Linked DNA regions of Homo sapiens: region 2 is linked to region 1. A link is an interaction called in ENCODE POLR2A ChIA-PET data of the cell type or tissue named here. Cell type or tissue: B cell. All regions are shown on one strand. Each heading gives the region's core, and the rest is flanking DNA. Links, peaks and the distances in the headings are about the cores only. Region 1 overlaps AVP (arginine vasopressin). Region 2 overlaps DNAAF9 (dynein axonemal assembly factor 9).

What was found. Peaks named below come from ENCODE experiments on the same cell type or tissue, not always from the same donor. Only the 100,000 strongest peaks of a DNase experiment are listed, where the experiment ranks them.
Region 2: POLR2A ChIA-PET joins it to region 1 with 7 read pairs; 3 of 35 experiments call an interaction of 5 or more read pairs at or near these places.

Annotation. Positions count from the first base shown.
Region 1 is chr20:3,080,116-3,084,495 of GRCh38, reverse strand. It overlaps AVP (arginine vasopressin), which reads left to right. Exons shown (of 3, transcript NM_000490.5): 2 at 1,318-1,519; 3 at 1,694-1,940. The coding sequence ends at 1,866. Among named protein-coding and RNA genes, the nearest start is that of AVP, 2.4 kb to the left of the region's middle. In B cell, for the core only: no CTCF peak of the experiment used is centred there; DNase peaks (open chromatin) are centred at 697, 915, 1,135 and 1,965; H3K4me3 peaks cover 1,167 bases; H3K27me3 peaks cover 3,263 bases.
Region 2 is chr20:3,260,426-3,264,805 of GRCh38, reverse strand. DNAAF9 (dynein axonemal assembly factor 9) reads left to right here. Exons shown (of 37, transcript NM_001009984.3): 31 at 282-368. Among named protein-coding and RNA genes, the nearest start is that of SLC4A11, 23 kb to the right of the region's middle. In B cell, for the core only: no CTCF peak of the experiment used is centred there; no DNase peak of the experiment used is centred there.

The DNA.
Region 1 (4,380 bases), core at 1-4,000:
TCAGGGGCTAGGAAAGAGGGAAGTCATGGGTGGTGGTAGCCTTTAGGGGAAGTTCGGGGGAGGAAGAGGGAGGCATGGCATGGCTGGGCAGAGGAGCCAATGGGGTGGGCCAGAGGGGACCAGGCTTTGGAGGAGGCTGGGAGAGGCTGAAGGCGCTCCTGGTCACTGTCGCCATCCAGACAGGGATGCAGGGAAATGAGGGATGCTTCCCCGGTGACTGGGCTTGGGGCTGGATAGGGAGAACGGGGCATCATGGCCTCCCCTGTGCCCATGGCGTTCTTGCATCTGGACTGGCTGGGGCAGCAGAGGCTCCATCCTACCTAGCATTGGAGGCTTTCCTCATCCAGCCCCAGCCTCCCAGCCACAGGCGCCCAGGCCCCCACACAGAAGATGGCCACTGGTCTGAGCGCGCTTGAGTGGGGCATCCTGTGGGGAAGTTCTGCTGGGAACCTGGCCTAATTCTATAGTGCTGGACGTTTCCTCCATTTCCAGCAGAGCTGAAGGAAATCCAATCACGATGTGCATGCAATTCTGTCCAGGCTCAATGATGAGCCCTTGAGCAAATTAGACCACACCAGGCTCAGCTAAAAGTCTAATGCGCTATCCATTGCGCCAGAGAACCGGCTGTTGAGCAGATGAGAGTGGCCGCTCGGCAACCCCCGCAGCCTCTCTTCCTCCTGCTAGGCTCCTTTAGGGTCCTGAGGCACCTGGGTGTCCGTGCTCGCCTCTAGGTCTCAGGCCCCTGCCACCCACCTGATAGGTCATAGGTGGCTGAGCAGGGGTCAGGGCTCCAGCTGAGGCCGACAAGCTTGGCGGGGGCCAGGGGCAAGGCAAGAGAGGAGACAGGAAATGGGAAGGGCCGGGGTTCTGGATGGGTAGGGCCTCTCCGCATGGTGTAGTGGGGAAGGGGGTGGGCCCGGGCTCAAGCCGCAGCAGGGCGAGGAGGAAGGAGGAAGGGTCTGGAGTGGTGGAGGGTGGGGCAGCTGCAACAGTGGCGCCCACCAGCGATGACCCCGAGGCTCGAGGAAGGGTTCCCCACGCTGTAGTCCACGGGAGACCCGTCCCTAGCTGAGGGTGAGGACGCTGAGGGCTGTCACCGAGAGGTCATCCAAGAAACCAAGGTGCCGAGCAGATCTGGACGCCCCGCCCGTGACCGCGGTCGAGGCCCAGTGGCGCCCGAGCGTGCCTGCAGCCGCAGCCCCGGTGTCCCGCCCGCACTCCGAGCCCTGGACCCCAGCATCCCCGCCTCGCTGCGTTCCCCTCCAACCCCTCGACTCCCGGCTCCCCTCCTCCCGCTCACCCCGCCCGTCCCCGCAGTGCCTCCCCTGCGGCCCCGGGGGCAAAGGCCGCTGCTTCGGGCCCAGCATCTGCTGCGCGGACGAGCTGGGCTGCTTCGTGGGCACGGCTGAGGCGCTGCGCTGCCAGGAGGAGAACTACCTGCCGTCGCCCTGCCAGTCCGGCCAGAAGGCGTGCGGGAGCGGGGGCCGCTGCGCCGCCTTCGGCGTTTGCTGCAACGACGGTGCGCGGCGGGGGCGGGCCTGGGGCTGGGGGGGGCGCAGACCGCTTGGGTGGGGGGGACGCGGGCCTGCGGCGGGGTGGGGGCTGCGTCGGGCCCGGCAGGGAGGGTGTGGGCCCCCCGCACCCCGAGCTGCGCCCGCCCCAGGGCGCCCGTGCTCACACGTCCTCCCGGCAGAGAGCTGCGTGACCGAGCCCGAGTGCCGCGAGGGCTTTCACCGCCGCGCCCGCGCCAGCGACCGGAGCAACGCCACGCAGCTGGACGGGCCGGCCGGGGCCTTGCTGCTGCGGCTGGTGCAGCTGGCCGGGGCGCCCGAGCCCTTCGAGCCCGCCCAGCCCGACGCCTACTGAGCCCCGCGCTCGCCCCACCGGCGCGCTCTTCGCGCCCGCCCCTGCAGCACGGACAATAAACCTCCGCCAATGCACGGCCTCGCGTCTGTCTCAGTCTCTGGCGGGAAGAGGGAAAGGGAGAGAGGTGGGAGCGCGGACCCCCGCCACCACGCCCACCGGCCAGTCCCCGGACCTGAGGTCGTGGGCAGATCCACCCCAGAGAAGCAACAGGTCCCGTAGAGGAAGCGATCTGGGACCCGCAGAGGTGTCGCTAGACCGAGGGACAGGGCGAATTGGGAGGCAGGGGAGGGGGAGACCAGAGGCCGAGAGTGGCCTTGGAGGGGGTGGGTTGAGGATCCTCCGGCAGAGGGAAAGAAGTAAAGGCAGAGAGGGAAAGGCCTGGAGGACAAGACAGCAAGAGACCCAGAGACAGAGACAGCAGAATGTTGGAGAGAGATGCAGAGACATTGACAGTGACGGAGAGAAGAGTGAGAGAGGCAGAGGGGACAGGCCGAGGGGTGACCATTCTGTCCCCATTTTCATCCCAGGAGACTGAAACACAAACCGCTCAGGGACCCACCCTGGTCCCGGGATTCCCAGTGCAATGTCTGATTCACCCAAGGCAGTGCTCGTGTGTAGTGGCGGTGGGGACATCACTGTCTGTCCAGTGCACCCACCATTAGGGCCCCTCAGCCAGAGTGGGGGACCCCTAACAGATACAGCCCCACACAACCCCAAGCACGCTTGGACAGAAACAGACAAGAAAATAACTGCTAAGAACGTGTCCGCAACCCTTGACCACAACCACAGAGACCCTGAGCCCCACATTCAGAGCCACAGACACCCAGAGAAACACAGACACAGCCGACACGAGGATGGGCAGGAGCATGTATGTACAGGCTCACACAAGCAGGAGTGCACTCACATTAGCTCCCAGACATGAAGACCTTCCGCCCTTTGACATGAGCCCCTTTGGCGAAAAGACGTCCAGCAGTGCTCGGCCTCTTCCTCTGCATCCCTTGGGTTCTCTCACCCCCTTCTTGAACCTGAGGCCTTTCTGGTCCCATCTGCCCCTTTCTCTCCTTTGTCTCTCACTCTGCTCTCGCCTCCCTGTTCTGCCAGCTCCTGGGCCCCCTCTTGCCTCTCTCCTTGGCCCCTCCACCCCTCCCCTTCTGTCCCCTCACCCCCTCTGCCACCTCCCATCCTTCTCTCTCTTGGCCTCCTCTTTTCTCTGCATCCTCTCCTTGGGCTTCCTGCTCCAGGTCTTGGAGCCACAAGAGGCTGCATCTCCTTCGGGATCCTCCGCAAACTCTGAGGTCAGGAGGGAGTGCAGGAGGAGGGAAGTCCGCCTGGGCCCTGACCCCAATGCCCAGGCTTACGGCCAAGCCTGGTGACTCAAGCAGCCCAGCCTCAGCAGCCCTGGGCAGAGTCCAGGCACATGTCAAGGTCAGGCTCTCTTCCACACTCCCAGGGCTCCCCTTGGCTCTCACCCCTGACCTGGTTCTGGGCTCCTCTGCCAGGCAGTGCCCGGCACGACTGGGTCTAGCCAGTGGGGACAGGGACCATGCAGGCTTGGGTCACTGCCATGACCTCCTGCTCCTGTTTCATGTTGTCCACTCAGGGCCATCCCCCATCTGGCTGGGGCTAGAGCAGGACCAAACCTAATAGGAATTTATTAACTCTTCCAGACTGGGAAATAGGAAGAGGCAGGTGGCTTGGCTGCACTGAATTCAATCCAAAGTGTTAGTGTCTGGACTTGGGGACAGTTTTAGAATGAGGTCCAGGAACTTCCTCTTCCTAAATACAGATTCAGAGACTCCTTTCCCTCCACTTGTCTTTGTCAAAACAATCAGGCTACTATTTCTTGGAAGGGGTGACGAATGTCTGCCCACCCCCAATTTGCCCAAATGTCCACCTCCCTGTACAGTCTTTCACTCTTTCTCCCTCTCCTTGAGTCCCCTGGCCCAGCTACAGAGCCATTTAGCAAGGAGAGGTCTGCCCTTGTCTGCTCAGTCTCTACAGGGCAAATGGGCTGCGGCAAACCCACCACAAGGGGCAAAGCAGTGTCCAAGCCTCCACATCTGCTGTTTCATAAAAATGGTAACATCGGCAATCTCTTTTTAATTTTTATTTTTATTTATTTATTTTTCAGCATCTACATTAAGGACACAGCAGTGTCTCTTGTTAAAGAACTTCTTGGCCAGGTGTGGTGGTTCATGCCTGTAATTCCAGCACTTTGGGAGGCTGAGGCAGGAGGATTGGCTGAGGTCAGGAGTTTGAAAACCTGTGTCTACTAAAAATACAAAAAGTAGCTGGGCATGGTGGTGTGCACCTGTAGTCCCAGCTACTCGGGAGGCTGAGACAGGAGAATTGCTTGATCCCGGGAGGCGGAGGTTGCAGTGAGCTGAGATAGTGCCATATATATGTGAATCTATTTCTGAACTCTCCAATCTGTTCCAGTGATCTTTTTTTTTTTTTTTTTAGACAGAGTCTCACTCTGTTGCACAGTCTGGAGTGCAGTGGCGTGATCTCAAC
Region 2 (4,380 bases), core at 241-4,240, 180 kb before region 1:
ATGAGGTCAGGAGATTGAGACGATCCTGGCCAACATGGTGAAACCCCGTCCCTACTGAAAGTACAAAAATTACCTGGGTATGATGGCACATGCCTGTAGTCCCCGCTACTCAGGAGGCTGAGGCAGGAGAATCACTTGAACCCGGGAAGCGGAGGTTGCAATGAGCCAAGATTGCACCACTGCACTCCAGCCTGGCGACAGAGCGAGACTCCGTCTCAAGAAAAAAAAAAAAGAGATTGACAGTCCTAATTAATCTAGGTCTTTTCTGTGTGTTTTCAAAGGAATGAAGACATTGAGCTGATTCTCTCAGAAAACAGTTTTTCAAGTCCTGAGATGCTACGATCTCGATATTTAATGTATCCTGGCTGGCAAGTATCATCATTGAAAAATAACTAAGATTTTTTTGTAAACCCAATGATTTATTTATTTACAGAAAAAAAAAAAGAGAGAAGGTGAAAATACCAGATGTGCTTTGCAAGGGTGACACATGGCAGCTGGCACGGCCTGCCTGTCCGGCAGCTGCTGGCCTTGCCAGGAGCCCAGTGCTCCACCTCTTGGGCTCCAAACTGCGAGCCTTCTTAGATGTTTCAATTTAGGGAATCATCCTGTAGGCAGCAAGCACCGCTGTGCCCTGTGTTCCTCCAGCCCCTACTGAGGGCAAAGTGCCTGGCACAGAACCAAGGAGCTATAACTTTCCCAGGTGAGACTCGCTTCTGACAATACCGTCAGTCAGTCCTCTAGGGTTCCCATCTGCTGGGTTCCCTGCTCATATGGCCCAGGGAATGTTCTCTGTAGGATGCTGCACAGCCTGTGGACCTCTCCAGAGGAGAAGAGGACAAAGGAGAGAGTGTGCTGCAAAGTTACTGTAATCATACTAATACCAACACGCTGGAACATTTACTGTGTGTGCTAGCTATTGTTCAAAGACTCCACTCTCTATATGGCAGCTCCTAGCCACATGGCTATTTAATGAAATGTAAATTAATAAAAATCAAAATTTATAATTCAGTCTTTCAGCCACACAGCCACATTTCAAGTGCTTCATAGCTTCCTGTGGCTGGCAGCTACCGTGTCCAACAGTGCAGATCTAGAACATTTCCATTGCCCCAGAAGGCTCTGTTGAACAGTGCTGTTGTGAGAGCTTTGTTTGTGTTGTCTCATTTACACCAATCCTGTGAAGTGGATTCCGTTATTTTATCATTTTACAGATAAGGTACCAGGGGCAGCAAAGAGTTAATGACTTGACAATTTATAGCTTAGTAGATGAAAGAACTGGATTTCAAACCCAGGTTGAATGGCTCAGAGCTTTTTCTCTTAGGCATCGTGCTACACTTATTCCTGTATAGCATGGACAATTTGTTTCTGCTCTGTTGAAGGTTTAGGGGAAGACATTGTTAAAGCTTGGCCAGAATTAATCTCTCATGTTTATTTGGATTATCTTTGTTATTCTTACTCACTTTTCCCAAGCACCTCTCTACATCCTCCATACCACCCCTTACACCACCAACTTTTTTCGTAACAAAAAATGATCTGGCCAGGCTTGGTGGCTCACGCCTGTAATCCCAGCACTTTGGGATGCCGAGGCGGGCAGATCACAAGGTCAGAAGATCGAGACCATCCTGGCTAACGTGGTGAAACCCCATCTCTACTGAAAATACAAAAAATTAGCCAGGTGTGGTGGTGGATGCCTGTAGTCCCAGCTACTTGGGAGGCTGAGGCAGGAGAATGGTGTGAAGCTGGGAGGTGGAGCTTGCAGTGAGCTGAGATCACGCCACTGCACTCCAGCTTGGGCGACAGAGCGAGACTCCGTCTCAAAAAAAAAAAAAAAAAAAAAAAAAAAGATCTGCTATGCTGTAAAAAACAAAACCAAAAAAATCCCAGAGGGTCAGTATGTAAAATTAAATGTTTTCAGGCATATTCTTAGAAGGAATCTCTGATTTGAATCATGTCATACTTAAACAGTGAGTAAGTGGGTCATTTCTTATGTCTGAACAAGATAATGATATCTTAGCTAAAAATAAACAAATGGAGCTTCTGGGGGAACCTTCTTTCCAGTGGCTACAGCCACTGACTCTCTTGCTGCCTGAACCTCTGGGTCATGAGGCTCCTGTAATCACCACCAGGTGCCTAGAGAAGTGCTGTTCTCCAGTCCTTACTGACTCATACACAAGAAGCTAGCTCAGGGCCCAGACACCTGGAGGCAGACTAATCCAGGAGAGAGTAGGGTAAGAGGGGCCCATTAGAAGACTGTGAATCTGGCCGGATGTGGTGGCTCACACCTGTAATCCCAGCACTTTGGGAGGCCAAGGCAGGTGGACCATGAGGTCAGGAGTTCGAGATCAGCCTGGCCAACATGGTGAAACCCCGTCTCTATTAAAAATACAAAAGTTAGCCGGGCATGGTGGCAGGCACCTGTAGTCCCAGCTACTTGGGAGGCTGAGGCAGGAGAATGGCGTGAACCCGGGAGGCGAAGCTTGCAGCAAGCCAAGATCGCACCACTGCACTCCAGCCTGGGCAACAAGAGCAAAACTCCGTGTCAAAAAAAAAAAAAAAAAAAGAATGTGAACTTTTTCCTCATCAGGAAGATCAGTCCTTATAGAGAATCAGAGATGGAGGGACCCCAAAATTCTCTTTCAGGCCCCCTCCTAAGTCCATTTCTAGGAATCAGATAATTTCATCTTTAACAAGATGGCAGTCATCAGTCTCCTACTCATCTCTATATATTACTCCCCTCTCACGTGGGTCAGAGCCACCACCTCAGAGTGAATGGGCTTTAGTTCCAGGATATGCTCCGCTCTGTGCTGTGCACACATTCTCTGCCACTTCCCTCCCACATCCTTCTCTGTTCGCATCCACCCTCCTTCCACATTTTCTGGTAGAACAGCTTGTTTCTAGTTTGGGCAGAAACCTTGCTGCCTTCCCTTAGCCCCTGCAAATTCCCCTAAGGATTCAGGTACCACAGAAGCCAGAGGCCAGAGAAACCCCCAGTCTCCAAAATGACTTGTTTGGATGGGGAGAAGACAGGTCAGTCTTGCAAAAATCTTATGCCTACTACCTTCTTTAAAGAAATTAAGAAGAATAAGATACTTTCAACAATTTAAAATTAAAATTGCAGTGCTGTTTTAAAATAAAGGAAACAGGGGCAGGTGCGGTGGCTCACACCTGTAATCCCAGCACTTTGGGAGGCCAAGGTGGGTGGATCACGAGGTCAGGAGTTCAAGACCAGCCTGGCCAACATGGTGAAACCCCATCTCTATTAAAAATACAAAAATTAGCTGGGCGTGGTGGTGGGCACCTGTAATCCCAGCTACTCGGGAGGCTGAGGGGGAGAATTGCTTGAACCTGGGAGGTGGAGGTTGCAGTGAGCCGAGATCGTGCCACTGCGCTCCAGCCTGGGTGACAGAGCAAGACACCATCTCAAAAAAATAAAATAAAATTAATTAATTAATTAATTAAAATAAAGGAAACAGGCTAGGCACAGTGACTCATGGCTATAATCCCAGCACCTTGGGAGGCTGTGGAGGGAGGATCACTTGAGGCCAGGAGTTCAAGACCAGCCTGGGCAGCATAGTGAGACCTTGTCTCTAATAAAAAATCAAAAGTAGTTGGGCATGGTGGCATGTGTCGTAGCAACTACTCAAGAAGCTGAGGTGGGAGGATCACTTGAGCCTGAGATGTCAAGGCTGTAATGAGCTATGATCACACCACTGCACTCCAGCCTGAGCAACAGAGCAAGACCCTGTCTCAAAGAAAATAGAGCAGAGATGCCCCAGTTCCTTCTGTGACAGGTGTACACATCTATATGTACAACCTGTTATGCTGCCTGCAACAAAATGGCGGGGCATAGTTGGAGCCCTTAAAGAAATGGGAGCAAGACCGGCTATGGTGGCTTACACCTGTAATCCTAGCACTTTGGGAAGTTGAGGTGGGCAGATCACTTGAGGCCAGGAGTTTGAGACCAGCCTGGCCAACATGGCAAAACCTCGTCTCTACAAACAATACAAAAATTAGCTGGGTGTGGTGGCGCACACGCCTGTGATCCCAGCTACTCAGGAGGCTGAGGCAGGAGAATTGCTTGAACCCAGGAGGCGGAGATAGCAGGGAGCCAAGATCGCACCACTGCACTCCAGCCTGGGAAACAGAGGGAGACCTTGTCTCAAAAAAAAAGAGAGAGAAATGGGAGGGCATCCTGAGCAAGAGCCCCCCACCGTACCAGGAAGGACCCCCAAACTCAGATGGGGACTGGGAGGCTTCAGAGGTACACAGGGTCTTTGACATCAAGGAACTGCTAGTCTAAGGTTAGGTAAAACCTTCATCCTCAGCTCCTGATTTAACTGGGCAGTCATGCTTCCCAGTCTCAAAATGAAAGAGGCATATACA